Linked DNA regions of Mus musculus: region 2 is linked to region 1. The links are chromatin loops, found by intact Hi-C in ENCODE. Cell type or tissue: left cerebral cortex. All regions are shown on one strand. Links, peaks and the distances in the headings refer to the core of each region. The heading gives the core; the rest is flanking DNA.

The links. Hi-C counts contacts between places; a loop is a spot of excess contacts. Peaks named below come from ENCODE experiments on the same cell type or tissue, not always from the same donor. Only the 100,000 strongest peaks of a DNase experiment are listed, where the experiment ranks them.
Region 2: a loop joins it to region 1, with 7 times the contacts of the local background. A loop is called at or near these places in 2 of 42 quality-filtered maps.

Annotation. Positions count from the first base shown.
Region 1 is chr10:56,422,412-56,438,192 of GRCm38, reverse strand. Gm36595 (predicted gene, 36595) reads right to left here and starts at 6,212. Exons shown (of 5, transcript NR_152769.1): 1 at 6,010-6,212. In left cerebral cortex, for the core only: no CTCF peak of the experiment used is centred there; a DNase peak (open chromatin) is centred at 6,365; H3K4me3 peaks cover 456 bases.
Region 2 is chr10:56,488,762-56,504,542 of GRCm38, reverse strand. It overlaps the pseudogene Gm9118. Among named protein-coding and RNA genes, the nearest start is that of Gm36595, 65 kb to the right of the region's middle. In left cerebral cortex, for the core only: no CTCF peak of the experiment used is centred there; no DNase peak of the experiment used is centred there.

The DNA.
Region 1 (15,781 bases), core at 2,742-10,741:
GTAGAAGTAAAAGCAAATCTTACGTTTCTTGGTCCCTAATTTTTTTTCATCTTCTATTAAATAACAATGCAAGGTTCTATGGTCAGAGTGAATTTTCCTTATTTCAAGGACTTCTTCACTCAAATCATCAGGAATTATACTTTTTTCTATAGGTTTTTTTTTTTTTGTATTTTTGTTTGTTTGTTTGTTTGTTTTTGGTTGGTTGGTTTTTGGGTTTTGGGTTTTTTGTTTTTTTTTAATGTTCTTTAATCCCAATCTAAAGCCCATCTACAGAATGATGTGAACTTTGGGCCCGGAATGTGATAAGAGACACATAAAGAGGATCCTGAAGAAGTGTTCTGCCACTTAGGAGGAGCTGAAAACATTTTCAACTTTTCTGACTTGCAATGAAGTTAAAGTTATGTGAAGAAGGTAAGCCAAACTGAGGCGGGGTTGGTTTTTTTTTTTTTGGGGGGGGGGGGGTTGGGCGGAGGCAAGGACTGGAGTGCAGACGACTAAAGGTGGCTGGAAAACGTAGGAAAAACAGGAGGAGGAGGATGGGAAATAACGGCTGTGGTTTCCTCGAACATTCAGCCCACGTTCCTTGTGCAGTGGTCCTTGGGGTTTGTTTGAGGCGTTTGTAACTGTTTTTAGGGACAAGGTCTCTGACTGGCCTGGAAATTGCTACAGAAAGGAAACTTCTGGCGGTCCTCCCAACTCAGCCTGAAAAGGTTTGATAAGATTTTTTTTCGTGACGCAATAAATTAAATGTGGAGCAGCGTGCTTCCATTCGAGTAGCGTGCTTCCATCCCTTTGAGCTGTGAGCCAAAAGGAAGAGATAGAGAAAGGAAACAGAAGGCAGAAACCTCAAAAGGTGCAAAAGTAAAATTTAAATCATTAGGAAGAAGAAGAGAAAAAGGAGAAAAGCCTAGAAAACCTTTCAAGGGCGTGACTTTGGCACCGCTTTAATTGTAAAATATGATTAATGAATGTGACAGAATTTGGAGAACTTAAAAGTACAAATTGTTTACAGCCCTCATCCAGCCAGGACTTCTGGCTAAATCTGTAACTGCTGAAAATTTCTCCCCTGACTTCTTCTTAATCTTCAGCCAAGTGTCCATTTCCTTTTGCTCTTAAAACCAGATTAATGACGTTTTAATTTTTACATTATCTCTCTCTTTTTCTCTTACCTACAGTTTTAGAAGCAGATTTATCTACTCAATAAATTTCCATTGAATGGGGTCCAGGAAAAAGGAACATAAACCAGAGGAAGAGATTCTCTGCGCTGCCTCAGTCGCACGTGGTTTCTTAAGGATCCAAACTATTTGTCTCATTGATACATCTACTGCAGGCCAGCAACATGGCTTGGTGGGTGAATGGTCTTGCGGCCAAAGCTAATGGCATGGGTTTGACCCCTCAGCACGCACAGTGGAAAAAGAAAACTGACTCCTCTACTTGTCCTCTGACCCTCACAAGGAGTAGCAAGTACACACACTCACACACAGTGGTGACACACATACTTCTAAATGTCTACTTAGTTAATCCCCACCATAATGAAAGCTCTTTGATCAGTCAGTAAGCATTTCATGACCTATTCCTCCACTGAGCAAACCCAAAGATACAATATTATCTCACTGAAACGTTGAATTTGAACTTCAAATTCATCTTTGCTGAGGACTAAAATTACTCTGTCTTACTTAGCCTCCACGGGAGAAACACTAGTGTGTCATAACAAAATAGTTTAATATTTTGAAAGCTGTTACAACATTGCTTTTCAAAAATAGACCAAATGAATGTACCTGTTTGCTTCAGTGTCACTGTGACTGTAGATATTATTAAAGACTAACTCATTTTTAGAACAATACAGACAGGTCACAGTGGCTACTGTCTCTAGTTATTTCATGGGTTATATTTGGGTTTGTTTGTAGGTTGATTCATTTTGTTAAGATTTTTTTTTTTTTCTGGAGGTCCTACCCAAGACTTTACATTTCTAGTCAGTGTTCCACCACTGAGCTATATCCCAGACCTATATTTTATTTATTTTCTTATTTGTGTGTTTGTGTGTGTGTGGCATGTGCTTTATGTATGTTGTGTGTGCATCTGAGTGCATTTTTTTAGCTATGTGCACACACGTGGAGGCCAGAGTGGGAGTTTATTTTCTTCTGTTGCTCTCCTGCTTTACGTTTGAGACAAAGTCTCCTACCAAACAGAAATTTGCCCTTTTTGGTAGGCTGCCTGGATAGCTAGCTTTTAGAATCTGTACACCCTCCTTTCTCAGTACAGGGGCTATGGGCACAAGCAGCCATGCCCAGTTTTTCTTGTGTGTAGGCATAGGGATTCTGTACTGACTAGTTTTGTGTCAACTTGACACAGGCTGGAGTTATCAAAAAGAAAGGAGCTTCAATTGGGGAAGTGCCTCCATGAGATCCAGCTGTAAGGCATTTCCTCAATTAGTGATCAAGGGAGAAAGGCCCTTGTGGGTGGTGCCATCTCTGGGCTGGTAGTCTTGGTTCTATAAGAGAGCAGGCTGAGCAAGCCAGGGGAAGCAAGCCAGTAAAGAACATCCCTCCATGGCCTCTGCATCAGCTCCTGCTTCCTGACCTGCTTGAGTTCCAGTCTTGACTTCCTTGGTGATCAACAGCAATGTGGAAATGTAAGCTGAATAAACCCTTTCCTCCCCAGTTTGCTTCTTGGTCATGGTGTTTGTGCAGGGATAGAAACCCTGACTAAGACAGATTCAAACCCAGGACCTCTCACTTTCAGAGCAAACACTCTCAGTCACTGAGACTTGTTCCCAGCCCCCTATGTTTTATTTATTTCCATCACTGTATATGGTGGAATGCTTATATTTAGGAAGGATTTCAAACAGCCCTATTGACCTACTGAAATATTTGTTCTAATTATTTTTATTAAATTCTCCAATTCCCTAACCTTTCCTGAACACTGAGGAGATCCTTCATACATGGAGGAGATTACGCTGCTTATTAAAAATGGTCTCAGCCGGGCGTGGTGGTGCACTTGGGAGGCAGAGGCAGGTGGATTTCTGAGTTCGAGGCGAGCCTGGTCTACAGAGTGAGTTCCAGGACAGCCAGGGCTACACAGAGAAACCCTGTCCAAAAAAAAAAAAAAAAATGGTCTCACGTAATTGACAAGACCTTCGGGGACTGATGAAGTCAGCTTTGTAGGTGCTAGTTCTTCTCCTCCAGTGCCTGTTGGCTTTACATTTTCCAAACTCTCCCATGCTTAAGTCACTCGTTCATCTTTCACCATCAATTTTTAATGAGGCCCTGTTCCATCCATTGACTCGTTTTGCCTCCAGGCAGTGGAAGAGGTCATGGTTGAGATGGTTCATTGTTTCTGAAGCTCTGCAGAGACACATTTTATGAAGCACAGAATGTCCTACACAGGAGTGACTTGGTCATTTTGAGCTCACCAAGTATCTCATAGCTATGGTTCGAGGTTGTGTTGTTCTGAGAAACAGAACCTTGGCGATCTTTAATGAACTGCCTATTCTCCAGTGTTTTCTGGCTTCTGTTGGGCTCAGAAATATCTAAATAAACATCACTTCATAATGAAGCCACATGGAAATCAACATGACTTTACACACATATCACTCTTTGGTTGAAAACCTAAGAAAATGATGATCTAATGGAACATTATTAAAGGAGGAATGTTTTAAAACAAAAACCTCAGAAGGAACTAAGGAAATTTTTGATTAAGAATGTTAGCAGCTGTTGTTCAAATTCTAGGCTAGCATGCAGGAGATCCTGGATCTGCCCCTGCATCAAAAAATAAAAATTAAAACCAGAGTGGTAGTACACAGGTCTGCCTACAATCCTAGTTGGAAGGGGACCAGGAATTCAAGGTAAGCCTCAGCCAGTTCCTGGTCAACCTGGGTGGGCTAAATGAGACCCTGTCTCACAAAAGAACAAGGAGCCACAGTGGCCCACAAATTAATCACAGCACAACTTTAACCTCAGCAAGCAAGCTGACAGTGGCAGGAAGATCTCTGTGAATTCCTCACCACCCCAGACTGCACAATAAGAACCTGTCTCATAAAAATAAGTAAATAAAAGAACTAGGGAATTTTCTTATCCAGAACCTTTATTTTAACGGATGTAGAGAGACGGAGTTTCAAAACAAACCATTTGTATGTTATGTCTCCTGTGTCTATTCAAGAAGAGAAGTTCAAGGAAATCTGCCAGGTATTTTAAATAAACACGGCTGGTCAATGTCGCTATACCAGAACAAGCCACCTCTCAAGAGACTCTCTATTCCTGGTAGGGGAAAAAAATGCCTTTTATATCCCCAAAAGTAAACTCCCTTATGCAAATTATAAATTCTACTCATTAAAAGAGCTGAGCTACCAAAAGAAAAAAAGAATACACAAAATGTATAACCTTAATATCCATTTAGAAGATGAAAGAACATATTCTGTATATGTGCTAAGCCACCATTAGCTACTGTTCTAGTAGGAAGCAAAAATGTGCCCTTTGCACTCTTGGTTGGAATACTTGGTCCCCAGCTCATCACATTGTTTTGGGAAGTTTGAAAATCTTTGCGATACAGAGCCTAGCAAGTGGATGTATGCGTGTTATTAAAGGTAGGCTATTAGCCCTGTCTCCCAATACATCCAGAAGTGATGAGCCTCTCTGCCTCATGCTCCTGCTGCCACAAACTTCCATGTGCCTTACCTACGGTGCCCAATGGAAACTGAGGCAAAATAATCATCTCATTCCTTAAGTTGCTTCTATCAAGTAATTTATCAGAACAAGGAAGAGTAATTAGTACAGCTATATAATGCTTTAAGAGAAAAAAAAACATACATTAAAAGTATCAGGCTACTGAGCACTGTGCTCCTGTAGTTTTGCCGTAGGATATGAATATGAGAATGCCTTCAATAGGGGTATCTTGGGACAGTGAGATGGTTCAGTGGCTAAGGGCATTTGCTTCCCTTACACATTAGCCAAGGACCTGAATTCAATCCCCAAGACTCAGATGGTGGGAGAGAACCAATTCCTTCAGGCTGTTCTCTGACCCCATGGCATCCCCTCCTCCCCATACACACAATAAATAGAATGAGAGATGATAGCTATATGATAAGTATATAAGTGGAGAGAGAGAGAGAGAGAGAGAGAGAGAGAATTAAAATTGAAAGGCGTCTCTGAAGGGCCTCTCTTTAATAAACAATATTTAAATGAGGGTGTCTTGCTCTCACTGAATATTAAACGCCAATCTGCTATGAACTGTATGAACGTTATTTCACTAAACACTAAAGGACCTGCACAGGAATAGTTCTTACCTTATAGACTAGAAACTAAGCTGAGACCAGCCACAGAGCTGCTGCTAGGGTAACAGACATGAGCCCCCAGGCCCAGTTATTTTTTAACCTCTTGGTCTCCTATTCTAGGATCTGAGTCTCTGAAGACAGGTGTTCTCTTATTAGGCCCCAGTACAACTTGCACACTTGCTCTCTAAGGAGCAGGTTCTGAGTGACAGCTGAGCAAACTGACCTGAGGTCTGGAAAGAGTGTATAAAATCTTAAAATGAGCCTAGATAGCTCCCTAAATAATTTTTGGGTGACTCTCACATCGCCGACGTTAAATCAAAATCATTTGCTCTTCGAGAACAGCAAAATCCTGAAGGAAGGCAAAATGAAGAATGTATACACACACACACCCTCACACGCCCTGGAAGGAATCTCCTCCTGTTGATAACAAGGGAATGTTCCTTGTTGGTGATTAACTTCCCTGCACAATTCCCTCTAACGGGTAAAATGTAATACTAGTCAGGGAATAATATAATATCTTGATAGTTATATGAAAATGTGGCCAAGGATTAAAGTTATCCTTCGCATCAGAACACTACAGCTTTCAAGTGCAAACACTTGGAAGGAATATGGCTATCAATCACAGCTGAGCTTAGCCGCTGTAGCTTTGTCTTATCCAGAAGTAGCTACTGAAGCAGGGCTTCGCCATCCTGAGAAGGGCATCTTCTCAAACGTAAATCAACGTGTTCTACGTGTGGTACCTGGTTTGCTTGTTAGACTGGCTGTTTCTGGGACTCCTTCGGGGTCCTGATGATTCAGAAATGCTCTTTAACGTCTGATGTGAACCTTTCGTGTCCTGATTCCGGTGGGTCATCTCTTCAGGCTAACCCAGACTAGCCAGAGTCCGCGCCTACTACCAGCTCCTGTTTTTTCTGGGGTCTGCCTCCCAGGCCAGCTGCAGACTGTCTCAAACCACCGAAACGCAGTTTCAAGTTACAGCCTAAAGGCAGACTTTCAAATTACTGCAGGCTGCCGCTATTTCCCCTGGAATGTTTGGATCCACCGAGCATGTTAATCGCAACCCCAGACAACCGAGCGAAACGCCTGCAGAGCAACCTTCCACATGCATTCGCTCTGTCTGAACTGGGAACAAGCCCTCCCAACTCTTATTTTCCTCTCTCCTTCCTTAGCCTGTGCTACAGCCCCAGAGAGGCAGCTGCTCCTCTCCTCTGTTTGTCACCATGAGTTGCCCAGTCCTGGCCCTTTGATGCCACCCTCACTGTCAGACAATCTCTCCTTCACGGAGTCTCTTGCCACCTCCCTGCCTTCATTCGCAGCCCTGCCTTCATTCGCAGAATTCTCCCAAGGTGACCGCTTTCTCCACTGCTCATCACCACCTAGTCAACAGAACTCAGCAACCTTTACTTCCTCTCCTCCTCCTCCTCCTCCTCCTCCTCCTCCTCCTCCTCCTCCTCCTCCTCCTCCTCTTTCTTCTCCATAGAGGTTCCATTGTTTGGCTGGCGAGCATTTTCCTCCTCAGGTACCTCATTCTTATGATTCACTCCCTTATTTATTCATCCAACACATTTACTGGGTATTTAATGGGTGCTACATCCAGGGAACAAAAGATGGATGATAAGCTAGTCATTTTTATTCTAAATAAATGCAGACAGTGTTGTAACAATTACAACCACCATGTTAGACCCTTGGAATGTTGTTGTTTTGTTTTTAATTAGGTTTTGCTTGTTTGTTTTGTTTTTGTTTTTGAGACAGGGTTTTGTTTTTTTGTTTGTTTGTTTTTTGTTTTTTTTTTCTGTGCATCCTGGCTTTCTTGGAATTCACTTTGTAGACCAGACTGACCTTGAACATTGAGATCCACCTGTCTCTGCTGGGATGAAAGGCATGGGCCACCACACCCAGCCTTTAATTCGATTTTTATTTACTTTTAAAAAAGTGCAGTCAGTTCTCCTCTCTCACCCTGTGGGTTCTGGGGATGTAACAATCCCTCAGGCTTGGGAGCAGGAGTCTTTACCTTCTTTTGTTTTGTCATCCTTTTAAAAAAATAATTTATCTTATTCTATGTGTATGAGTGTTCTATCTATACATATGTATGTACACCACATGCTTGATTGGTATCCAAAGAGGCGCTGGATGCTCTGGGACTGGAAGTGCATCCAGCTGTGAACTGACACTCAGATGCTGGGAATCAAGCCTGGGTCCTCTAGAGGAGCGGCAGGCACTCTTCACCACCAAGTTATCCCCAGCCCCCACTCTTGTATTGGAGATAGGGTCTCAAGTAGCTCAGGTTACCCATGAACTTCTGATGGTCCAGCCTCTACCTCCCAAACATAGTTAGTTCAGGCATGAACCATCATTCCTGACTTTTGTTTGTTTGTTTGGTTGGTTGTTTTTTGTTTTTTTTTTTTCTCGAGACAGGGTTTCTCTGTGTAGCCCTGGCTGTCCTGGAACTCACTCTGTAGACCAGGCTGGCCTCGAATTGAGAAATCCGCCTGCCTCTGCCTTCCAAGTGCTGGGATTAAAGGCGTGTGCCACCACGCCCGGCTCACACCTGACTTTTATCTTTATTTTTGTTTGTTTGTTAGTTTGGGGTTTTGTGAATCAAGGTCCTGATATGTAGTTCTGGCTGTTCTTGAACTCACTCTGTAGGACAGGCTGACCTCAAACTGGACTCAATTTCACAAAGATTTCCTGCCACTGCCTCCAGAGTGTTGGGATTAAAATCATATACTACCACACCCTAAGATTTATTTATTTCAATTTTAATTAGGTGTTAACAAATGTTACTAATATTATAATATATTATTGATATGTTAATAACACATGAATGTTATTGATATGTATTGATGTATGTGGCATTAGATCCCTCTGGACCTCTAGATTCAGGTGCTTGTGACCTTCCGATGGGTGCTGGGAATTAAACTCAGTCCTCTGACAGAGCAGTACTAAACTGTGTCTCCAACCTCCTTTTGAAATAAGATTTTCCCACAAAGCCCAGGCTGGTCTCAAACCACACAGCCCCAGCAGGCAGAGACCACAGAATCAGGTGTTCATGCTAGTCAAGAGAATAGTCTTAATGTGTGCTAATATTTTACTATGCTACTCTGCTAATAAAAGAAGGAAGGAAGGAAGGAAGGAAGGAAGGAAGGAAGGAAGGAAGGAAGGAAGGAAGGAGAAAAGCAAATTGACTTATAGTGGAAAAAGACCGATTTCAGCATTGAGGGAAGAGAGGAGAATCAAGAACTCAAGGCCAGCCTCTTCAGAAGATGAGTTAAACACCAACCCGGGCTACAAGAGACTTTGTCTCTCCAGCAAAACAGAAAGGCAAATTGGTCATGAGAAAGCCACTGGCTTTGTAAGGTGGAGGAGAAGAAGACAGAACAGTAGAATAAACACCTGCTCTATTAGCACGCATTGGTTGCCTTGTCTTTGGCAGGAATCAGCAAAGGGAACAAACAGCATTGTATAACTGAAGCACACATGCTTGAGAAATTTGACTTTCTTTTTAATCCTGATTCCTCGGAAGTTCAGATCAGTTTAATTCTGATGACAAATTTGGGCACAAAGGACTTTTTCTCCCCACTCCCAACCACAGACCCCCCTCCCCCCATTTCTCTTTTTAGACAAAGAACAGAGGGAAAGTCATGCAAGCTAACCTTCCAGGTTGCCTAGCTCTGAGGAGGAAAGGGTCCTAGCAAAGACGGAAGTCCCCGTGGTTCTTTTGTCAGAGGGGATGAAAACTTCACCAGCAAGATCTCTCTCTTTACTCAGCACTGACCCAGTGAGAGCAGCCAATCAAAGTGTGAAGGGCTGCAGGTTTCAAATGCAGCCTTTGCCTTCCGTTACTTCTTGTCCTTTTGGTGGGGACTTTACCGTTACTCAGCAAATTTAGAGCAAGGATCCCAGTCCATTTGGTGTCCATCCCAACCTATTAGAGCCTGGTAAAGGAATTAAGTCTAAAATAATGATTTCTGGTGTGCCCAGTGATAGAGATACTGCCTAGCAGACACAAAGCCTTTCTTTAAGACCTACCATCAAAAAATATAAGCTTGGCGTGGTGGCACACGCTTTTAATCCCAGCACTCGGGAGGCAGAGGCAGGCGGATTTCTCAGTTCGAGGCCAGCCTGGTCTACAAACTGAGTTCCAGGACAGTTAGGGCTATACAGAGAAACCCTGTCTTGAAAAACAAAACAAAACAAAACAAAACAAAACAAAACAAAACAAAACAAAACAAAAAATCAAGGCCTTCTAGACACAACCAGACCAGCATATATGAACTCACAGAGACTGAGGCAGTATGTACAGGGCCTGTACCAGTCTGCATCAGACAGAGTCCTAGAGCTGAGAGAAGTAGATGGGTCCCTAACCCAGAAGCCATCTCCATTTGATAACCACTTGCAAGTAAAAAATTGGTTTTCTCTGCGAAACCACTCTTAAGGGCCGGCCCTGTTCCTAGCAGTAGACAGCCAATAGAAAACAAACTTAGGGACATCTTTAGAGAGTTTTTGTCTAATGATGTTGTTTCAGCGGTGGGTTTTTTTGTTTGTTTGTTTGGTTGGTTGGTTTTTGGTTTGGGGGTTCCCCCCCTTATAGGTTTTTTGCACATACACACAACTGCACACACAAAATGACTTCCAGTTTTGTTTTTATGATATTCCTGTGTGTGTGTGTCTCTGTATTTGTGTGTGTTTCTTGTGCTTTTTTTCTTTTTCTTATGTATATTTTTTTCTTTTTTCTTGTTTGGTTCTTTGGTCCTATTCTGACTTGCCTGTTTCCATTTTATTATATTTTATTTTAGATACCTACCTGTGTTCTAACAAACAAAATGGATGTGAGTTAGAATGGGTGGAGAGATGGGGAGGTCCTGGGAGGAGCTGAGGGAAGGGAAACCAAAATCAGAATATACTGTATGCAAATAATCTATTTTCAATGAAAGAAAAAAAAAAGGAAGTCACAGGCTTGTTTTTTTAAGGGAGTGATCGTTGCTTCAGTGCTAGCGGTTATTCAGTTTAGAAACCTGGCTCTAGTGATATTAAATTATCCAATTCTCAATAAGAGTTTTGAAATTCAGATATTTGTGAACAATTTTTTAATTTTAAAAACATGGCAAGCCAGGCATCATGTAGCGGGAAGACACAGAAGGATCAAAAGTTCAAAATTATCTTTGCCTACATAATGAGTTTGAGGACAGTGCTAATTGTGTGAGACCTTGTCTCAACTAGCAAAATAAATAAAACAATGAACCAAGTCATGGTGTGGTCATTCAAGGATGGCTAAATGTATAGGGTGGAGGATTCTTGGGGCACACTAGAGACATGTTTAAAATACTGTCATCCCACAGATTGCTTAACAACTGCAAAAGGAAATGGCAACTTGACAATGGGGTAATCTGGAATACACCACTTTAAACAAGTGATCAGACTTCCTGTCACCCATACCAATAATGGGAGAAGCTCGTATTTTGGGTCCTTGGAAAGATTCAGTGGGCAGTACACGGCACCATCAGGAAGATTTACCAAAAATCTCACCATGACAGAAACAATAAGAAAAAGCAAAACAGGATCTTCTACCAGACAACCAAACTGAACATGATAAACGCTATAAAATGACAGCGCTATCTAACAAGATGAGGTGCTACATCAAATGTAAAGATGCTAAAGGAGTTGACAAGCAAATGATTGAGCCTTCAAAGGGTTTGAGGCAGGCATACTCCTTTGATCCCAGCACTAGCCAGAAAGAGGCAGGAGGATCTCCATGGATTTATGGCCAGCCTGGTGGTCTACATAGCTAGTTCTCAGCCAGAACTAAATAAAAAGACCTTATCTCAACTAACCATAGATAGATAGGTAGACTAACAAATAAAATTGGTATGCATGCTTACACACATACATCACTGGAGCTATTGAGAAATGTAACAGGGAATGTGTGCAACATTAAATCTTATGAGTTTGGTAAATATATAGAAATGGGAGATAAGAATTTCCTTTATCTTGGGACTTACATAAGAGAATTCTTTTGGTTTGGTTTTGTCGTTATTGTTGCTGTTGTTTTGTTTGCTTTGCTTTTTGAGACAAATCTCATGTAAACCAGGCAGGACTCAAACTCAATGTGGAGTTTAAGGGGGCCATACATTTCTAATCCTCCTGCTATGCCCTTCGAGGGCTAGAATTACAGGAGTGTGCCATTACCCCTTGGCACTTACAGGAATACTGCATCAAGAAAAGCTACTGTTTGAAACTTGTTTTCAATGTGTATGGGAGGAGGGGCTAAGGAATGACTCATTAGCTGAAAATGTCTGTGCGTCCACCCAGGACTTGCCAGCCGAGTTCAGCCTCCAGAATCCACTAAAGAGCTGGATGTATCTGTACTCTCAGCCCTCCTACTGAGAGATGGCTGGAGAGAAATACAAAATCAGCGGGAGGTCCACAGGACAGTTAGCCTGGAGTATTCAGCTCCATAGAAACAAGGAAGAGCCGACCTCACCAAGGTAGAAGGTGAAAATTCACTCTTGAGGATCATTGTCTTACCAGGCCCAGGCACACCTCTGGTCCTTGCACTCAGGAGGAAGAGACAGGGGCATCTCTGTGAGTTCGAGGCCAGCCTAGTCTACAGAGAGAGGAAAGCATTCCAGAATATCCAGGAACACAAAGAAACACTGTCTCAAAAATCGATGGGTGGGAGGTAGGGGGTGGGGCTTCAAGGTGAGGAGAGGGAGAGGGAGAAAGTAGAGATGTTACTTTCTGGCTTCCACATGCATATGACATCATATACATTTGCACAAACATACACACAAAATTCTTTTTTTTTTTTTTTTTTTTTTTTTTTTTGGTTTTTCGAGAAACGAGAAAGGGTTTCTCTGTGTAGCCCTGGCTGTCCTGGCACTCACTTTGTAGACCAGGCTGGCCTCGAACTCAGAAATCCGCCTGCCTCTGCCTCCGGAGTGCTGGGATTAAAGGCGTGCGCCACCATGCCCGGCTTACAAAATTCTTTTTTAAGGAAAGAAAAAAGAAACAAAAAAAGAAGAAGAAGGAGGAGGAGAAGGAGAAGGAGAAGGAGAAGGAGAAGGAGAAGGAGAAGGAGAAGGAGAAGAAGAAGAAGAAGAAGAAGAAGAAGAAGAAGAAGAAGAAGAAGAAGAAGAAGAAGAAGAAGAAGAAGAAGAAGAAACATAGAGAAAATAAAAACAAATGTAGCAGAGTAAATAGAAGTGATGGCTTGGACTATAACTGCTGTCCTTAAGCAATTGTGTCCTTTTGTGTGTTCCATTGTTTACTTGTTTTCCACATAATGCCTCCTATCTCACAGCCGCCTGTAGCGGAAGACAACCTTGAACTTTGGACTCTCCCACCTCCACCTACCAAGTGCTCGGTTTATAGCGAGCTGAGCAGCAATTATGCCCTTGTAGAGAAATCTCTGGCTAAATAGAAAACAGGGAGACCGAGAAAGAGGCTGAGGAGAGCTGACAAACCTGTAAGCTTGTGGCCCAGGCTCATTCCATCTTCCTGCAGGCACTGGCATGTGCGGTGCGTTCCTCTCTATCTCCTACTCTCTGCACCTAACCTTACCACCGCTCCCCAGCCCGGACAGAACTCTCTCTGGGGAGTCCTAATTTCTAACACCTTGCCTTTTTCTGCCAACTCATGCTTCAGAGCCGTGCCCCTTTTACCTAGCAATCCCTTGCTCTCCAGACTGCTGAAGACAGTCCAAGTAGGTTAGCATGCAAATCGAGTGCCTTTCACCAGCAGTCTTTCCACTGCACTGTGCGTCACCTCCACTCCGTAATAGTTTTTATGCCCAGCTCTTAAAATGCTTGCTCGTCCTCACATGCATTCTCTTGCTCAAACTGGTTCCCTGTGCTACTAGTACCTCGCTTTCTCTTAATCTGGCAAATCCCCATTCAGCATTTAAAACCACAGTCAAACATGGAGAGTCTATGAGTAGTCCTCTCTCCTTCAGAAACCTGTGTGGCTCTGTCCAGCCTCTGCCACACCTGTCAAACCGTGTGCTGCAAGACCCAAAGCTCGCGTCTACATTGCACTAAGTGCCAGGGAATCGAACATTTGATGAGCTTGTTTTCTTCGGGTTTTTGTTTTTATTTCTTACTGTTCTAAAGTCATTGCTTTTTTTTCCCCCTCACTACTTTCTTTGAAAAAGCCAAACTCTAACAAATGTGTTAAGAAGTATGAGGCAGGAGGATGATGAACTACTCAAGGCCAGCACAAGCTAATTTATGAGAAAGAGAAAGAGGGGAGAAAGGAAAAGGGAAAGAGTGGGGGGCAATAAAACCTCACAAGTGGGTGGTCTATGACAGAGATAACCGAGCTAATGAAAAGAAAGGCGAGGGAACAGAGAGTTAAACTTCTGGAGTCTCTCGTGGTTGGGAGGATAAAGGCCAGAGCAAAGGCATCCGAAGCAAGACAGAGAGCTTCACTGCTGGGAAGCGTTAGGGGCTTAACTTCCCTTCCAACTGTCTCCACTCTCTCTCAAGATCCCTTTTGTTTCTTGGGAAATTCTAAACATATTACAAGGCCTTTTCAATGAAGGGTCTGTTTCCTGTAACTGGTGCCTCCTTTCAATTAAGATCAAACGGAATCCAACATTAAGCGGAGCCACGACTCTTTCTCAAGTTAACGTTAATTATAACTTTGGTGGATATGTTGCAGCTCGCTCTCAACCTATCTGATTTTACAGTCAGGGGCAGAGCTTCTAGGAGACAGCATTTTGCCTCTATTATTATGGGGCTTGCCTGCAGTAATCCATGGGTATTTCTTCCCAGAAAATCTTTATAGAAGTATTTATTATATGAAAAATATGAACCTTTATTAGAAGCTAACCATTTGGTCTGTGTCTGCCCAGTTTTGGTGATGTACGTTAGGCAACAAAATGTCTTATTCTGATGTTATCAGTGTGAAACTTGCTACCTTAAAAATACTACATTCAAAGAATTTACTATTATTGAAAAATACAGGCAACCGTTTCTGTACTAACTCTTGATCATCTCTGATGCCCTAGCTGAAGGTCATCAGCAAGCCTTTTGGTAGGGGGCCGGGGGACAACAGTTCAAAATACTTATTGTTTCCGTGAGAGTTTGCAAAGAGGTATGTAGTTTAAAGTAACCCTCACTAGGAAAAACACGGGCAAATAACTCAAAGTCAGCTGGAATGCTCATATTTCTATTTGTTAGGTCATCCTGCTTGTAGGCTGATTTTATTTATTTACTATCTCTTTTTGTTGTTGTTGTTTTTGGTTTTTGAGACAGGGTTTCTCTGTATAGCCCTGGCAGTCCTGGAACTTACTGTAGACCAGGCTGGCCTCGAACTCAGAAATCCACCTGCCTCTGCCTCCCAAGTGCTGGGATTAAAGCGTGCGCCACCACTGCCCAGCTTACTGTCATTTTTTAAATAGAAATACTTGTCAAATTGGGCTCTTATTTTTAAATTAAATCACAGCTGCTAGAGCTCATTGTATACTATCCCTTCTATAAACAATCTCCAGTTATAAGTGAATTCTCCAGGTTATATTTTACCTACTGACTACCCAATGCCTGCACTTTCCTCTCTGGCCTTCTCCATTCTGTATGTTTACAGACTTCATTACTACATACCTGCAGTATCTGTGATCTTTCTTATCTAAACCATTACCATATTCGGTTGAGAAACAGGTAATTTTATCGCAGTGGCAAATCTTTACTATATACACTGTTGTAATATATTATAGACACCTGAAAAACACAAATAATTTCTGTCCTGGCTAGTTTTACATACCTGATACAAGCTGGAGTCATCAGAGAGAAAGGAGACTCAATTGAGAAAATGCCTCCATAAGATCCAGCTCTAAGGCATTTTCTGAATTAGTGATCAGTGAGGAAGGGCCCTGGCCCATTGAAGGTGATGCCATCCCTGGACTATGCACATAATGACTCTGCTTGAGTCTATGTTGTCTTCAATAACTAATGGTTTGGGGCTGGTGAGATGGCTCAGTGGTTAGAAGCACTTGATACTCTTGCAGAGGGCCCAGCACACACATGGTAGCTCACAGCCACTTGTAACTCCAGTTCCAGGGGACCTAAAGGAATCAGGCACGTACATCCACAAACATACATGCAGGCAAAAACATTCATATATATAAAAGATTAAAGATAAAGTCTTTTAGAAAAATGCAGTTAACCCCTGGCTAAGACTTTCTGGAACTGACAAGTCAGAGCCTGAGCGGCTGCAGCAGTTAGATAACTTACCCGAATCACTGTAATGTTTCATGACATTGGAAAGCATTTATCTATTGTCAAACTTCCATAGCATCACTGCAGATTGCTAGGAGACAGTAAATGTTTTTTACAAGCAAAAAGCCTTCACTTTTTCCTACTGCTATTTACTGAAGAGGAAAAAAGAGAAAGCAAGGAAAGTCTGCCCGGCTACTGGTCTACAACACAAGCCTTGTGTTCCGAAGCAAAGGATAATCCGTTTCAGACCTGACTGAGGAAGAGTGGTGTCCAGTTCTTTTCACCTAACCTTCAGCAT
Region 2 (15,781 bases), core at 5,067-13,066, 64 kb before region 1:
CTGCAGAGCATCTGCCCTTGATGGAATCGAATCGTCTGTGCTGCTGGAAGTTCTTCTCCAACCGCTTGCCACAAACCCCCCCACCCCCACCCCCACCCCGTTGGCCGCTCCTGCAACTGCCGCTTCCCTCCTATTTGTGGGTGTTTTGTCCACATGTTCGTTCATGCACTGCCAAAAGAGGGCTTCAGACTCCCCCTGGGACTGTAGTTACAGACAGTTGTAGGCTGCCACGAGGTGATGAGAATTGCACCCCAGATCGCGGGGGGGAGGGGGGGGGAACAAGTCAGTGACCTTTTCCACCGAGCCATCTTTTCACCCAACATGGTTTTGGGGTTTATTTTATTTTATTGATTTATGGCAAGAGCTGCTAAAATCTGTTCATTTAGCAGAAGTCACAGTTTCATATTTTAAAACATTGTGTGTGTGTGTGTGTGTGTGTGTGTGTGTGTACCACAAATGCACAAGTGGCATGGAATACATGTGGAGGTCAGAGGAGAACTTGCTACTTCTACTGGCTGGTTTTTTCTGTCAGCTTGACACAAGCTCGAGTCATCAGAGAAAAAGGAGCCTCAGCTGAGGAAATGCCTCCATAAGATCCAGTTGTAAGGCATTTTCCCAATTAGTGATCAGTAGGGAGGGCCCAGCCCATTTGTAGGTGGTGCTGTATCACTGGGCTGGTGGGTCTTGGATTCTACGAGAAAACGGGCTGAGCAAGCCATGTGAAACAAGGCAGTAAGCAGCATCTCTCCATCAGCTCCTGCCTCCAGGTTCCTGCCCTGCTTGAGTTCCTGTTCTGACTGTGTCCAGTGATAAACTATGACCTGGACGTATAAGCCAAATAAACCCATCCCTCCCCAACTTGCTTTTTGGTTATGGTGTTTTCATCACAGCAATAAAAACCCTAATATAGACACTGCCAGAGTCACTTATTTCTTTGGATCAGGCTCAAGTCGGTTCAGTTTATCAGCAAGCACCTTCCTTTTGAGCCATCTCCTTGGCCAATGACATTCTAACTTGTATTGCTTGTTACAGTGGCTTGAAAGAGAAATGTCTCCCGTAGGCTCCTGTATTTAAGCAATGGCTTCCCATTGGTAGTAGTCGTAGTTACTGTTGGATTGCTGTGAAGAGACATCATGACCAAGGCAAGTTCTAAAAGAAAGTATTTAACTGGGGGCGTGTTCTCAGTTTCTAAGAATGAGTCCGGGAAACCCGGTAGCAGGTAGGCAGACATAGCACTGGAGCAGTAGCTGGGAGCTTACTCTCTTATCCACAAATCTGAGACAGAGGAACAAGACTAGGTAGGCCTGGGGTAGACTTTGAAACCTCAAAGCCCACCCACAGTGATATCCCTCCTCCAAGAATACCAGACCTCCTAAGCCTTCCTAAACAATCCATTACTGAGAACCAAACGCTAAAACATATGAGACTATGGAAGCCATTTTTCAAGCAAACCACTCTAGTGGTGCTGTTTGGAGAGGGTGATACAGCTTTCCAAATTATCCTGTGGGGAAGTACAATACCTGAGGCAGGCAGGCTTCCAATGTGCGGCTAAAAGTGTGCTTTCACAGCTTCTGGCTCTACTCAAGCCTTGCTGCTTGCTGCCACGCCTCCGTCCTATCATGGCGGACCATTATTTCTCTGGAATCACCAGTCAAAATAACTCCCTCTTCCTTAAAGTTGCCTTTGGCCATGGTATTTTATTACAGGAGCAGAAAAGACTTGACATTTCTTCTGAAAACTTTACATTTGCACCTCAAGAAGCCAAGAAATTGTGGAAGTGTTTGGAATTACAACCTAACTACATTTATAAAGGTATTGCTTCTGAGTGAAGTCACATTGCAAAGCTCCACGTTGGTAAGGAGAGGAGAGGAGCGGGCACCGATTAACCCTGCAATGATGAAGATGAGGTCTCATACAAATCTAACAAAAAAGAGCCAGGAAGGAAAGAATAAACACACAACTACTCACCCTCCTCCAGCCCCCCTCCACATTCCCACACCCCATGCTAATCAGGAAAAAAAAAAGGAAAAGAAAATTTATGCTCACAAGCTATATGAAAACCATGAGTTTATATTTCAAAATAATAAAGATATTAAGAAAATAATGTGACTTGAAATCCAACATTCTGACTTAAATTAGAAAAACCAGAACGGATGTGACAGACCGTAGGAAAGAATGAGGTTCAGAAATGAAAGATGAAGAAACAACTAATACAGAAATAGTTACAGCAGGGAGGACTTGAAATTCATTTTTTTTAAGACCTAATTTTTTTTTCCACAATCTTTTTCCACAATCGAAGGACATACATTATTAAAAGGTAAAAATAAACAAGGGAAAGTGGATTCAAAGGCAAGTGGCTCAGTGTGGATAACGTGACACGTGGAAGAGCGTCACCCAGGAAACCACATAAGAGAAAACAAAGTGTAATTTTAGAAACTTCCACAGTAAGGAAAGAGATGAAATTGAATCTGAAGAGGCTACTTCATACCTAGGAATGTCTATCTAGTTAGCCAAGGCTAGATCCAGTTAGCCAATGTTAGCAACATCACTAGCCCTGGAAACATTCAGGATTTTAAGAATGTAAAAGGGAAACAATTCGGCTTTCAGCATACATCTCTGACCAGAGAAGAAAAGAGTGTTTAAGACAGTCAGAAGAAACAAATGAGTTCAAGGTTTCATAACCCTCCAAAGCTCACATCCAACTAAGAAAAAAATTAAAACAAAATATCCAAGCTGTTATCAGCATTCAGTAGTATGACTTCCTGGTGAATTAATTAAAGACAGACAGGAAGCAAATAACTAGATGAGGTGCCACACAATAGATTTTTTTTTAACCTGAGAATGGGGGTGGGATATCAAACTAACTTTCAGTGACCTTTCATCGAAGCAGGTGGTAGCAAATCTAGCAAATCTTTCACTTGGGCTTCTCCTAACTGTTTGTGGTACAGGCTACCAAAAGTATAGGGATATTCTGATCCTTTGTTGAAACAAAGTTATAGCCTATCATATGTTGTCTTCTACGTACAAAATTCCCCAAATACGATTACCTCTGGTTCCTAGGCAAGCTAATGTGCAACATGGTCTCTATTTTAAATCATAGATCTTTTGCATGAGATTACCTAAAAGAAATGTTTTTCATTAAAATGCTGGCTTTTAAAATAGCTTAAATTAAGTTTTAATAAGCATCAAAGATTGGTTTATGTCAGAACCAAATCCAATAAAAACTCTGAAGAATGTTTTCATGAAACAGCATTTTGATTCTGTTTGAAATTCTGACAATGAGCACTTAAGTTGTTGGCATTCTGACCGTTTATTTCTTTGTTTTATTGTGCCTGTTAATTTCCTTAATAACACACTATAATAGCCCTTAGTGTGTGTAAAAACAAATGTGCTACAATCCATCCTAGCTCTGTTCCATATGCTTCCCTGAGTCAGCTCTGTCTGAAACAAGCTAAGCCACTAGGACTGCAGATCATACGTGCCTCCAGACATGGTCACAACTTGGCTGGATTTACCCAGAGAAAATGAATCACGCAATATGCAAATCTTTGGCTCTTTACATCTCAAGTTTGTTTCCTATAAAGTCCAAACTTCTTTCCCATAGAGATGCTAAATAGAAGGAAGATAGTGCTTTGCCCTGAGCATCATCTGATTGACTATCTGAGCCAAATATATGTTGTTTGACTGCAGTATAAACTATTTTAGCCAATTTGTTTCTTCACAGCTCACTTTAATCTCCTTGCCAAGCTATGGATTTCATCTTAGGAGAAATGTGCTCCTTGAACAGTGAAAATTTTAGAGAATGTACAATTAACGTAAGAAGTCAAGACTTTCTGTGCCAACTTCTTGAGCTCATGATTTCATTATGTATGAGAATGTCCAATTCTCAGTGTGATTGTCTCTTAGGCCTCTCTTACCATTTCCACAGGCATGTGTACCCATTAAAGGTGGAGTTTATGTGTAGACAGTATTGCTAAGACTTACTGGAAATCTTTGTTGACAATGTTGCAAGTGTTTATTCAGTAGAGACAGAGGAATGTATCCTAATTAAGAAATTTAAAAAAAAAGAGTAAATATGTCCAAAGTGGTGATGATAAACAAATTTCCCATCATAATCTTGTCATGATTGAGATATAGGAAATTAAATACCAGCTACATGGGGTGCTGAGACAGGAGGATCACCAAGTCCAAAGGTTTCTTTCACTACAGAGTAAGTTCATTGGCATTCTGAACAACTTAGTGGGATTCAAAAGGAGAGCTGGTCATGCAGTTAGAGACAGAGTGCTTGCTTAATATGCAGAGGATCACAGTACATCTGATTCCCAATGCTGCAGAAGAAAGAGAAGGAGGGAGGGAAGGGGCTTTAAAAGAAAAAAAAAATAAAGATGTTTAAAGGAAACATTTTGAACAGTGGTCAGTAGCAGAGCTTGCTGGCTCACACCTACACTTCCAGCACTTGGGAAATTGAGTCACAAGGAACACAAGCTGAGGACACCCGAGGAAAGACCCTGTCAGACAGCAGCCAAAAAAGAGAGAGAGGCTGCCACTGCTGGGGCAGAATAAGCATCCTAGTTATTATAGGAAATACTTCTCTTGAATAACATAGGAAGAAATACTTGATGCACAGTGATATAAAGGATGAGAAAAGTAACACTGTGTTCTAAATTCATTTAAAGAAACGTAAACACAGACTTCTTGCAGGGTAAATATAACACATTTCTAGGGCACAGGGAAAGTTTAACTAACATAGCAATTTAATTCACTTTTCCCTCTCAAATGTTATAATTTTCAGCAGTTAAAAGCACCAAAAAAAAAAAAAAAAAAAAAACCTTCTCTATTTTTGGTGTTAGTATTTCATATGAAAACATTTCTATGCTCCAGGGAGACATTTGGATCCAATACCACAGTCACCTGCAAATTCTAAGTATGAAGAAACAAAGGGAAATATTTCTGGCTCTAAAGCAGTTAGGTCCCCATGAGAATCTACAACAATCCCCAGAATTCCTGACAGCTCTTGCTAATGGAAGCATGGGGTGATGTCTGCCTAGCTGTTTGCCACAAACGACTCATTTCATTGAGAACCAGACAGTTCCTGTGAATTTTGCAATGTGCCCTCATTCACTGATTTTAGCAATTATTACAAAAGCAGGCTTCATTTGAACATATTAGAAGCAGTTTGGCATTTTGGGTGGAGCAGATTTTAAGGGAAACAGTGAGGTTATCTACTCCATGACACACTAGACTGGCCACTCCCAAGTAATTCCAGCCTTCAGAACGGTCAGATTTCCAGCTACAGTGAGTGAATATACTTTGCGGATGTGTTATTCACAGCTATGACTGTTCATTTTTTTAATTGATTAATTAATTTTAAAAATCACCAATGTAACAAACCTAGTCATATTTTTCCAGGATTGTTTTTAAAGGTTGCATAATTCTTTTAAGCTACACATGAGGGGAAAACCATTTATAGAATGATAGTAGAAAGATATATGGTTTTAGGAACATTATGAAAAAGATGGACAAATGTTCAACTTATTTTCCATTTATATTTTTGCCAAGTTGGTCTTCATTTTTTGGTTAACAAAAATGTATGTGTTCTTTGTATATGTCATCTTATCATATATGTATGTAATATATGTGTTATATATGTACATGTCATATGTGTATGTTGGATATATGTTATATCTACATATATATGCAGTAGTAGGTGGCTAAATCAAGTTAACATTATGCATATAATATATGCATAATGCATATAATGTGTACTTAATGCACATACAGTGTGCATAATACATATAACCTATGCATTATTTTATACTCATATCACTTTTTGTGGTGATGAGGCTACTTAAAATCTACTTACTTGGCAATTTTGTTTATAACAATACATTTATAACAACTATCATCTATTGTTCCAATTTAAATGGGACGTGGAAATTAAAATTTGCTTTTGAGGAAGTATAGAAGGGTATACTGTCCATGTCAGCTCCCAGGCTCAGCTCTGTGTGTGTGTGTGTGTGTGTGTGTGTGTGTGTGTGTGTGTGCCCGCTCGTGTGCGTCTGTGTCTGTGTCTGTGTGTGTGTCTGTGTCTGTGTCTGTGTGTGTGTCTGTGGTACCCATCACCAGGAAAGGTTTCTTTTTTTTTTTTTTTTTTGATTCATTTAAAAATTTATTGAGAGCAGCTAAGGATACATAGGTTAAAACATGGTCAAAGAAATGAGGCATATGCACAAGTGGTAGAGAAGTAAAGTTCTGCATCACAAGAGTAAAAGAAAAGTGCTTTAGGAAAAACAAGATTGCTTCCAGCCTGCAAGGGGGGATGGATGGCCAATCAGGAAAGGGGATTGAGATGTCTGGATTGTTGATGGTACTATATTTGTTTCTCCTTTTCCTCTTTCCCCATCTTTGGGCTTAATTTACCAGTAGTGCCCAGGAATGTTCAATGCGCTTTTTCTATACTTGCTTGCATTTTTGCCTTAATGTCTTCTACACAACTAGGTCCTTTTGGTGTTTTAGGAGTCTTTTCCTGTTTTTTGAAGGACTCTTGACCCTTTGATCTAGGTGTTGACGGTTTTAAGTCTTTTCCATTTAGGTTTGATTTTTGTGCATTTTTGGCTGGGGTATCTCGTACAGATTTCTTCACTGGGACCTTTTCTTCAGTTTCCTCTTCATCAAAATCATCTTCTTCTTCTTCTTCATCATCCTCATCATCGTCCTCATCATCTTCATCAAGTTTTACTTTTTTCTGTGGAACCTTGTTACCACTTCCAGGAGCAGATCGCTTTCCAGACATGCCTAAGAGTTTTACGTCCTCCTCATCTTCATCTTCAGACTCTGCATCTTCCTCTACAGCTACTAGATGCTGTCCACTAATGTGCACAGGCCCTGAACCACACTTCAACCGTAAGACCACAGGTGGTGTAATTTCAAAGCCCCCAAGGGAAACTGTTGGTTGTACAGACATTTTCAAAGTTGCCAGTGTTACTTTAATTGGACTGCCTTCATAGTTCATTGCTTCTGCCTCTACGATGTAACTCATCTTTTGCCCCTGCTCCTAAACTGACCGTTCTTAATGACAACTGGTGCTCATTTTCATCATTATCCACTTTAAAGTGATAGTCTTTGTCAGCCTTTAGTTCACAGCCGAAAAGGTAGTTCTGAGGCCTAAGAGGACTCATGTACATATCCATCGAGTCTTCCATGAGGTGGAGGCGCGCACTTCGGTGTGGGAGAAGCCGGACAGAAAACAACTGCCTCCTGTTCCACAGAACAGACGCGCACGACGGAATCACGCCCGAAACGTTTCTTTATAACAAAATCCCATGATGAGTGCTGCAGAATTGTGATGCTATGGGAATAGACAAGCATTGCCAGAAACATAACAGAGGAAGGCAGCACTCCCTGCATTCCATCACAAACCCCAATTTACGAGATCATTGTTCCTAATTTTATAAGCAGTTTTCAAACTGATATTCCAAAACAAAGAAGCAAACTTGCTCACAAGTTATTTCTCCCATCTCCTGCAAACTAAGTCCAGACTTCAACCTGATACATGCACCATGTAAGGCTTTCTCAACCATCTTTCAATCTCCTTTGGGGAAACATTTTCCTCACATTCCTTTAGCATTTTTGAGGCATTTGAAATTCACTTATAGTTGCTTATTACATAGCCGAGAGTCCTCTGTTGTTGTAATTAGGATTTGGGGGTATTGTTGTTGTTGTTCTTTTGTGTTGTTGTTGTTCTTTTGTGTTGATGTGGTTGTTGTTGTTCTTAGTGTCTCAAGTAGCTCCGGTTAGCCTCAAATTCATAAGGAACATAAGACGGCCTTGAATCTCTGATTCTCCGCCCTCCACTCTTGAATACTGGGATTACAGGTGTGTGCCACCAGACCTGATTTATACTATGCTGGGGACTGAATCCTAGGCTTCAGGCATCCTAGCCACGCATTCTAGCAATTGAAATATACCCCCAGGCTTCTTTCTGATGGTATTGTTCAGGCTTTGGAGTCCTTCTGTGAGTGCTTGTTACCATGGCTTTCCATTTCATACAGCACTCTGCCTTCGCCTCTTTTCAAGAATTCAGTGACTACTTTACCATGAACTTGAGAAAGGTCCTCTCCTCAACTAAATAGTGAGGGCCTCCTGGGCACAGACTTAACATGTATGACTATTTGAGCACCAACACCAGGTACAGTGCCTGAAGCATGGTAGGTATTTATTTAACCATGTCTAAAAACACAAGCAAGTGGGGTGTGTGTGTGTGTGTGTGTGTGTGTGTGTGTGTGCTTGTGAGCCTATGAGTAGTAAGAAGACTGCCCAACTTCTATAATGCCAAAACAAAAAGAAAAATAACTTCCTAGATAAGGCTTAAAAGGTAACCAATTATCAAATACTTTTACATTTGATGACAAAAATTCCCTCTAAAATAATTAGGATTGTCAGCCCATCATTGAATTTCAGGGTATTAAAAGCAGTCCCTGGGCTGGTGAGGTAGCTTAACAAGTAGGGCATCTGCTGCCACACCTGACAACCTGAGTTTGATCCCAGAGACGCACATGGTTGAATGAGACAGTAGACTACCCTAAGTTGTGTTTTGATCTCCATGTGCACGTTAGAATGTGTAAAAGCCTGTGTGTGTGTGCACACATACACACACAATAGATGCATTTATACACACACACACATAGATATATAGATATAGGTGAAATATTATAAAAACTTTGAAGTAACTCTTGCTCTACACCAGTTTTTTTTAATTACTGTACCATTGAAAGCAAGAATGAGCTGCAGAGGAAACATCTCCAGTGTGGCTTCTTTTGCTAAAAGGGATTGAAGTACCATGCTGTGACCCAGGTGAAGACACTGCTGTACTTCCTAAAATTTCTTAGAAAAACAAAGCTTGCTAAAAAGAGGCCACTGTGTATTTCTAGACACAGCATGTTACTTTAGTGGAGAAATTACATCATCTGTGGACACCCACCAGGAGGGGCCTGAGGACTGTGTAACACATACCAGGCTAATGAGAATGCTTGACTAATGAGGAAATTCACAAGGATGAAAATTTGGGCAGACAAAAATAACGAGTGCCGTCATGACTTAACCAAAAGTTGTTTGTGCCCCCAGTCCCGCCCCCCCCCACCGTAATTAATTGTTGCTTAATAGACCAGGTGTGATGAACAGCTCTTTCTTGAAAACCAGCAAGGCAGTAGTAGGTGTCTATAAATTGAAAGAAAATCTCGGATCTAAAAGCATTTTGTTTTCTTTGCCTATGTTTAGCATAGAGTCTAATTTGGGGCCTTAATGTCATTTTATGAAGGGAACTTCTGCAAGGTTGAACTGGGAGACAAAGGAATATGACAGTCCTTGCTAATACACCATATGTGACCTAACCTGACCTGTGATCTGTGCTCTATCAAGCCTGTGTGTGATTTGGATGGGCTGCTGAAGTACAGAGACGTTCACAGGTCCTGATGGGAGTTTACATTTCTAAATTCAGGTGGCTCAACTTGCTTGGAAAAAAGTTCTAAATGGTTGAGAATTGTTCCAATAATGTGTGTTCATGTTTAAACTGCCAGTATGTGTACCAACAAGAATCAGAGAATAGAAAGAAAGAAAGAAAGAAAGAAAGAAAGAAAGAAAGAAAGAAAGAAAGAAAGAAAGAAAGAAAGAAAGAAAGGAAGGAAGGAAGGAAGGAAGGAAGGAAGGAAGAAAGGAAGAAAGAAAGAGAGGGGGGAAGGGAGGGAGGGAGGGAGGGAGGGAGGGAGGGAGGGAGGGAGGGAGAAAGAGAGAAAAAAACAAGAAACAAACAAAAAAGAAACAAGCAAAGAAAGAGAGAGAGAGAAAGAGAGGAAGGAAGGAAGGAAGGAAGGAAGGAAGGAAGGAAGGAAGGAAGGAAGGAAGGAAGAAAGAAAGAAAGAAAGAAAGAAACAAACAAACAAACAAAGAAACAAAGAAACAAAGAAACAAAGAAAGAAACAAAGAAAGAAAGAAAAGAAAGAAAATGCTAGCTCAAAACAGAGCCAGGATATGAGGAACCCAGCACTTAATGTATCACAACATGGTGGTGAAGGAGGCCTCTGGAGGGAGATGAGGAGACTAAGAATTCCAACCTGCCGCCTGCTTGTCTGAGCTACAAAAGGGAAAACGCATTCCCATCTCCATTTTCTTTCCATGTCAGTGAATCAGCCTACTCACAGAATCTATAAATGATGCTTTACCTTGTGGATATTATTCTTACTGTAGAATCCATGGGTCATTTGCCAAAGGTGAATGCAAAGGAAAAGAGCCAGAGCCTCCACCAGGAAGTGAATTGGGCCAGCCTCTTAGTACAAGGTTTGGTGTGTTTCATCTCACACATTTGGTATTTTTAAATGTCAGCCCAAGTGAAATAAATTTATGTAGAATATTTTTAGATGACCAGAGATATGCTGATGGTAGGTCAAATAAATAGTAAATAGGATTTTCATCTAAGAAAATTACACCCACTTTTTCAACAGGCAAATGTTCTGTATCTTCAGCTTCCTGGCCATTGATGTCGCTTGTAAGCCCATGGTAATGTTAACCCTGGTGATAATGAACTCACTTTGGTTGCCATGTGTAGCGCAATCCTCCCTGACAGTGAATGCACATGTATTACACATGTTTATCTGGAGAAAAAATAACACTTAAAAACTCAGTAATCATTTCTTCCCAAGTATAGTAGCCATCACAAAGCATTTTCAACAGTCAGAAATTTCAGAAAATAAAGCAAAGCATTTTCTAGATACAAATTCTCCTTCATTTAAATGCCTTTCCTAAACCATGGGAGCAAGAGAAGACAGTTGAGAGTCTGAATATCTTATCTCTGCATGCATGTTATGGCTGTTCATTTGGTGTCCTTAAGGGACTCCTAACAGTGGAAGCAGGTAAGTCTCTGACTCTGGCCTGTGCTTGGGGCTCTTTCCCTCCTATTAGATTGCCTTCTCCAGCCTGAACATGAGGGTTTTTGCCTCGTATCCTGTTTGTCCTGCTTGAGAGTTGTCTCTTGGAGGCCTGCTCCTTTTGAAAGGAAACAGAGAAGTGTATCTGTGGGAGAGGGGAGGGGTGTGTGTGTGTCTGTGTGTGTTTGTGGTGGGGGGAGTGTATATAGGGGAGCTGGGAAGAATGAAGAGAAGGTAAACTATGGTAGTAATATATTATATGAAAGACAAATCTATTTTCAATAAAATAAAATTTAACAAAAACAAGGAGAGAAGAGAAGAGAAGAGAAGAGAAGAGAAGAGAAGAGAAGAGAAGAGAAGAGAAGAGAAGAGAAGAGAAGGGAAGGAAGAGGGAAGAAAGAAGGGAAGGAAGGAAGAAAAAAAAGCATTTTGCAGGTACTCGTCCAAAAACTAATCTCATCATGCCAAGACTTGCCACATGGCATATTGGTCTATTATAATCCTGCCAAAGACAAGTTTAAAGAGCGTCATCCTTTCTTTGGTTCTGCCACTTAAAACAGAAGCATCTGCACAAATAAAGCACTAAGTTAAATGACCTATAGCATCCTGTCTTCCCTCTCCAAATCTGTGCTGAAATTACTGTTGTGTGCAGCATCTTATTTAAACTCCAAATGCCGTGATCACTTATATAATCTGTTACCTAATGAGGGCCAGATCACAAAGAACCCACAAATAACTGAGCCAACCATGTTCTTAAGTTCACGTTTTTGTTTTTTGGTTTTTTGGGTTTTTTTGTTTTTCTCTGCAGTTGGACACATTTTGCTGAGGATGTTGAAAGTCTGGATTTCATCCTTAGCACTAAAACAATAAAATTGTCATTGTCATTTAATTTTTATTTTTAATTTCTGCTTTGAAATTGTAGAAGTAAAATTAATCTCTATTCAGCAGCCATATCCAACCAGGTCAAAATGCAGAAATCCATATATAATTTTGATCATTTACACATGAATACAACACAATATTCAAAAAAGATAAAAAGTTATGGGAAAAATAGGGGTTTTTTTTTCTCACATTGCTGTAAGAATAAAATAAGATTTACTTTTGGTTTTTGTTATTGACAGTGTCTCAGGGTATAACCCTCACTGACTGGCCTAGGACTCACTGTGTAGACCAGGCTGCCCTTGAATTTGTGGTAATCCTCCAACTGCTGAGATTAGAGACATGTCGCACCACGCCTAGCTTCGTTTATTTATTTAGAGACAAGGTCTCATTATGTAGCCCAAGTTAGCCTCAAATCTACTATCCGTTCTCCTCAGCCTCCTAAATTCTAGAATTACATGGACACATGCTGCTGTGTCCAGTTCCACTATACTATTTTAAAGGTGATTTACATATTTTTAAAGACTATAGATCAATGGATAAAAGCACCTGCTGGCAAGTCTGAAAACCTTAGTTTCATCTCCAGTAACTACATGATAGATGGAGAGAAATGGCTTCCACAAATTGTTCTCTGACCTCTGAAACACCCACTTGGCAATACACACACACACACACACACACACACACACACACACACGCTCACATACACGTCAGCAGAGCATGCAGCACTGCTCATAAAATGTCCTTCTTCCTAAAGCACCTCCAGTGCAGCCCCTCACCCCTCCACCCCTCCTCCACATAGACACAGGAGAATGAAGTTGGGGGGTCGATGGTATATGGAAAACTTCATAACGAACAATTCAGCCATAACAGGAAATAAAAAGATTACAGCAGTGAAGAGCAAAACAAAGACTCGAGACAAAACCGACTTGTTGTTACAAGGCTGCCCTGGAAAGAACATTGCTTCCATCGTCGGACAGATCTGGATTTAAATCCTGTGACGGCGCCTCTATCTTAGCCTCGTGGCCTTGGGTACAACAACCAGTTCCCTGGGCCCGTTTCCACTTCGAAACTGTGATGCTAAATAAGAGTGCATGATTTAGCCCTGAGCGGTTGCTTGATTGAAGTGTCTCGTATAGAACCGTGTTTTTCACTGTTTGAAGATCGTACACATAAATTCTCCCAGAGTTCCCTTTTTAAAAAGAGAAATGAGCAATACAAAAAACAATAGAAATCAACTAGGATCCATCCATTAGCTGACTGTGAGCATCCACTTCTGTGTTTGCTAGGCCCCGGCATAGTCTCACAAGAGACAGCTACATCTGGGTCCTTTCAGTAAAATCTTGCTAGTGTATGCAATGGTGTCAGCATTTGGAAGCTGATTATGGGGTGAGCTAAAGGGATCTTCAACCCTATAGGTGGAACAACATTATGAACTAACCAGTACCCCTGAGCTCTTGACTCTAGCTGCATATGTATCAAAAGATGGCCTAGTCGGCCATCACTGGAAAGAGAGGCCCATTGGACACGCAGACTTTGTGTGCCCCGGTACAGGGGAACGCCAGGGCCAAAGGGGGGGAGTGGGTGGGTAGGGGAGTGGGGGTGGGTGGGTAAGGGGGACTTTTGGTATAGCATTGGAAATGTAAATGAGCTAAATACCTAATAAAAAATGGAAAAAAAAAAAAAAAAGAAATCAACTAGGGTAAGATTCCCATGACGGTGTTCCCCTAGCCATTCAAAGCCCAATGTAAAATACAATTGAGAATCATATCCTGGGCTCCTGGAGCTCTGGCCAGCCCACCGCAGGATTTCACAGCTGTAGTCCCATCTCCCTCCCAACAACTTGACCCTTGACTGTTTTACTATTTTTCACTGGTCACAATATAAGGCAGTTCTCCTCTGTAAAACATAAAACATACACTTTTTCCTCTGAATGAAATAATTCTACACTTCTAATAAAAAAATATAGTTACCTTTGATATACTTTGTTTTGCCAAAGTGGATATAATTAAAATGTATTTTAAAACTCTAACAATTTGAGCCAGGCTTGTAGTGCCTGTACCTGAGAGGTAGAGGCAGGATGATTGGGAGTTCCAAGCCAGTCCTGGAAACATGAGACCCTGTCTCAGAAACTTGGAAATCTGCAAGACACGTTGATGCACTCAGGAGTCAGAGGCAAAGGAACCTACGTGAGTTCAAGGCCAGCCTGGTCTACATTTAGTATTCCAGTCTAGCCATGAATACATAGTGAGACGCTGTCTATAAACAAGTGAGTAAATAAATAGAGAATTTATGAGTTGGAAAGATAACTCACTTACTGCTCTTCTAGAGAACCAATGCAATTCCCAGCATCCACATAGGTTGACACCCGATGGACTATAACTCCACCTTGAGAGGGCCTCATGTCTCTGACCTCTGCAGGCACTCTTGAGCCTATGAACAGACACACACCCACACACGCAGGCACACACCCACACATACATACATATAATTGAAATAAAATGAATTGGTTTTATTTTTAAATTTTTTAATTTTTATATGGGCTTTTGAAGTAAAAACATTCTAGTGGCTATCTTGGAAATATCTAGGAAAATAGAATGCTCTATTTTAGCCAGGAATTGTTGGGGTTTTTGTGTATGTAAGGAGTCTGGTTGGAAAACACACCTAAGAGAGCATACATGGATTGAACTTCACCATAAATCTTTTGACTGAGGAGTTTGGGTTCACTGAAAAGCCACACTCCCATCTGTAATTTCTCCCCAGTAGTCTTAGCTCATCGATATATTAAATCATTCCTTTGATACTGATCTTTCATGGACATTTCATTCTTTCTATATGAAGTTATTAAATTTTAAAAAAGGTACCAAAAATAAAATTAACTAAATGCAAAAGCTGACCCCATCTTTAGCAAGTAAAAACTTACAGAAGGCTTTCTTTTCAAACCAGGGCCTTGAAGGAAACTGCAAGCATTCTGAGATAGCCTTGAAGTAAGAATAAATAGCTTCCAAGGCCCGGTGAGCACACTGCTTATGCTGTTTTCCTTAAGTTCTACAAATCTGTGCCAGTGTCTATACAAATATGGAGATAGGAGCAAAGCAAGCTGCAGTGTTTATGAAACAATTCATAATGTGTGTGATAAGGCAGGTCAGGTCAGCAGACACTGTGCATGACCAGTGTCTACACTTGCATCTGGTTCAGGGTCAGCAAGCATGAATACTGTGTCAAATTCATCCTCATGTTCATATCCTTGTTAACTACCAAATCCACACCCTTGAACACCAATATATATGTAGTTAGAAGTCATAAGGAAAGAGGGAAGATTTAAAAAAAAACATATTTGAAGATGTTGAATAGTTACTGCATATTGAAAACAGTATGTTAGGGTTTCGTTTGGCATTGATTTTGTTTTGTTGTTTGTTTCTTTTGAGATAAGGTCTCATGTAGCTCAGGCTAGCTGGCACTGTCTATTCACAGTGACTCTGAACTCCTGATCCTCTTGCTTCTACCGCCCAAATACTGAGATTACAGATGTAGGCTGACATGCACAGATTTTTGTTTTGTTTTATTTGGGGCATGGGGGTTGGGTCTCTCTGTAGCCCACGGCATCCAGCAACTCAGGCATCCTCCAAACTCCACCTCCTCAGTGCTGTGATTACAGGTCTGAGTTGACATGCTAAACAGAAGAGGTATAAATGTGTTTCTGTCTTGCTTTCTAGTTTCCAGCATTGTTCATATGCACACAGGATCCTATGATAGGTATTTATCACAAAGATAAGTCAGAAATGACATAGACAGTTGATAAAATTATATGCCACCAAATCTACTTACTGTCTTTTAAATGTTCTTCTAGCCCACACAGAATATAGTTTTCATTTCTTTACAACTATTGAAAGTAAGCCAGGTGGTGGCGGTACACGCCTTTAATCCCAGCACTTGGGAGGCAGTGGCAGGCCGATTTCTGAGTTCAAGGCCAGCCTGGTCTA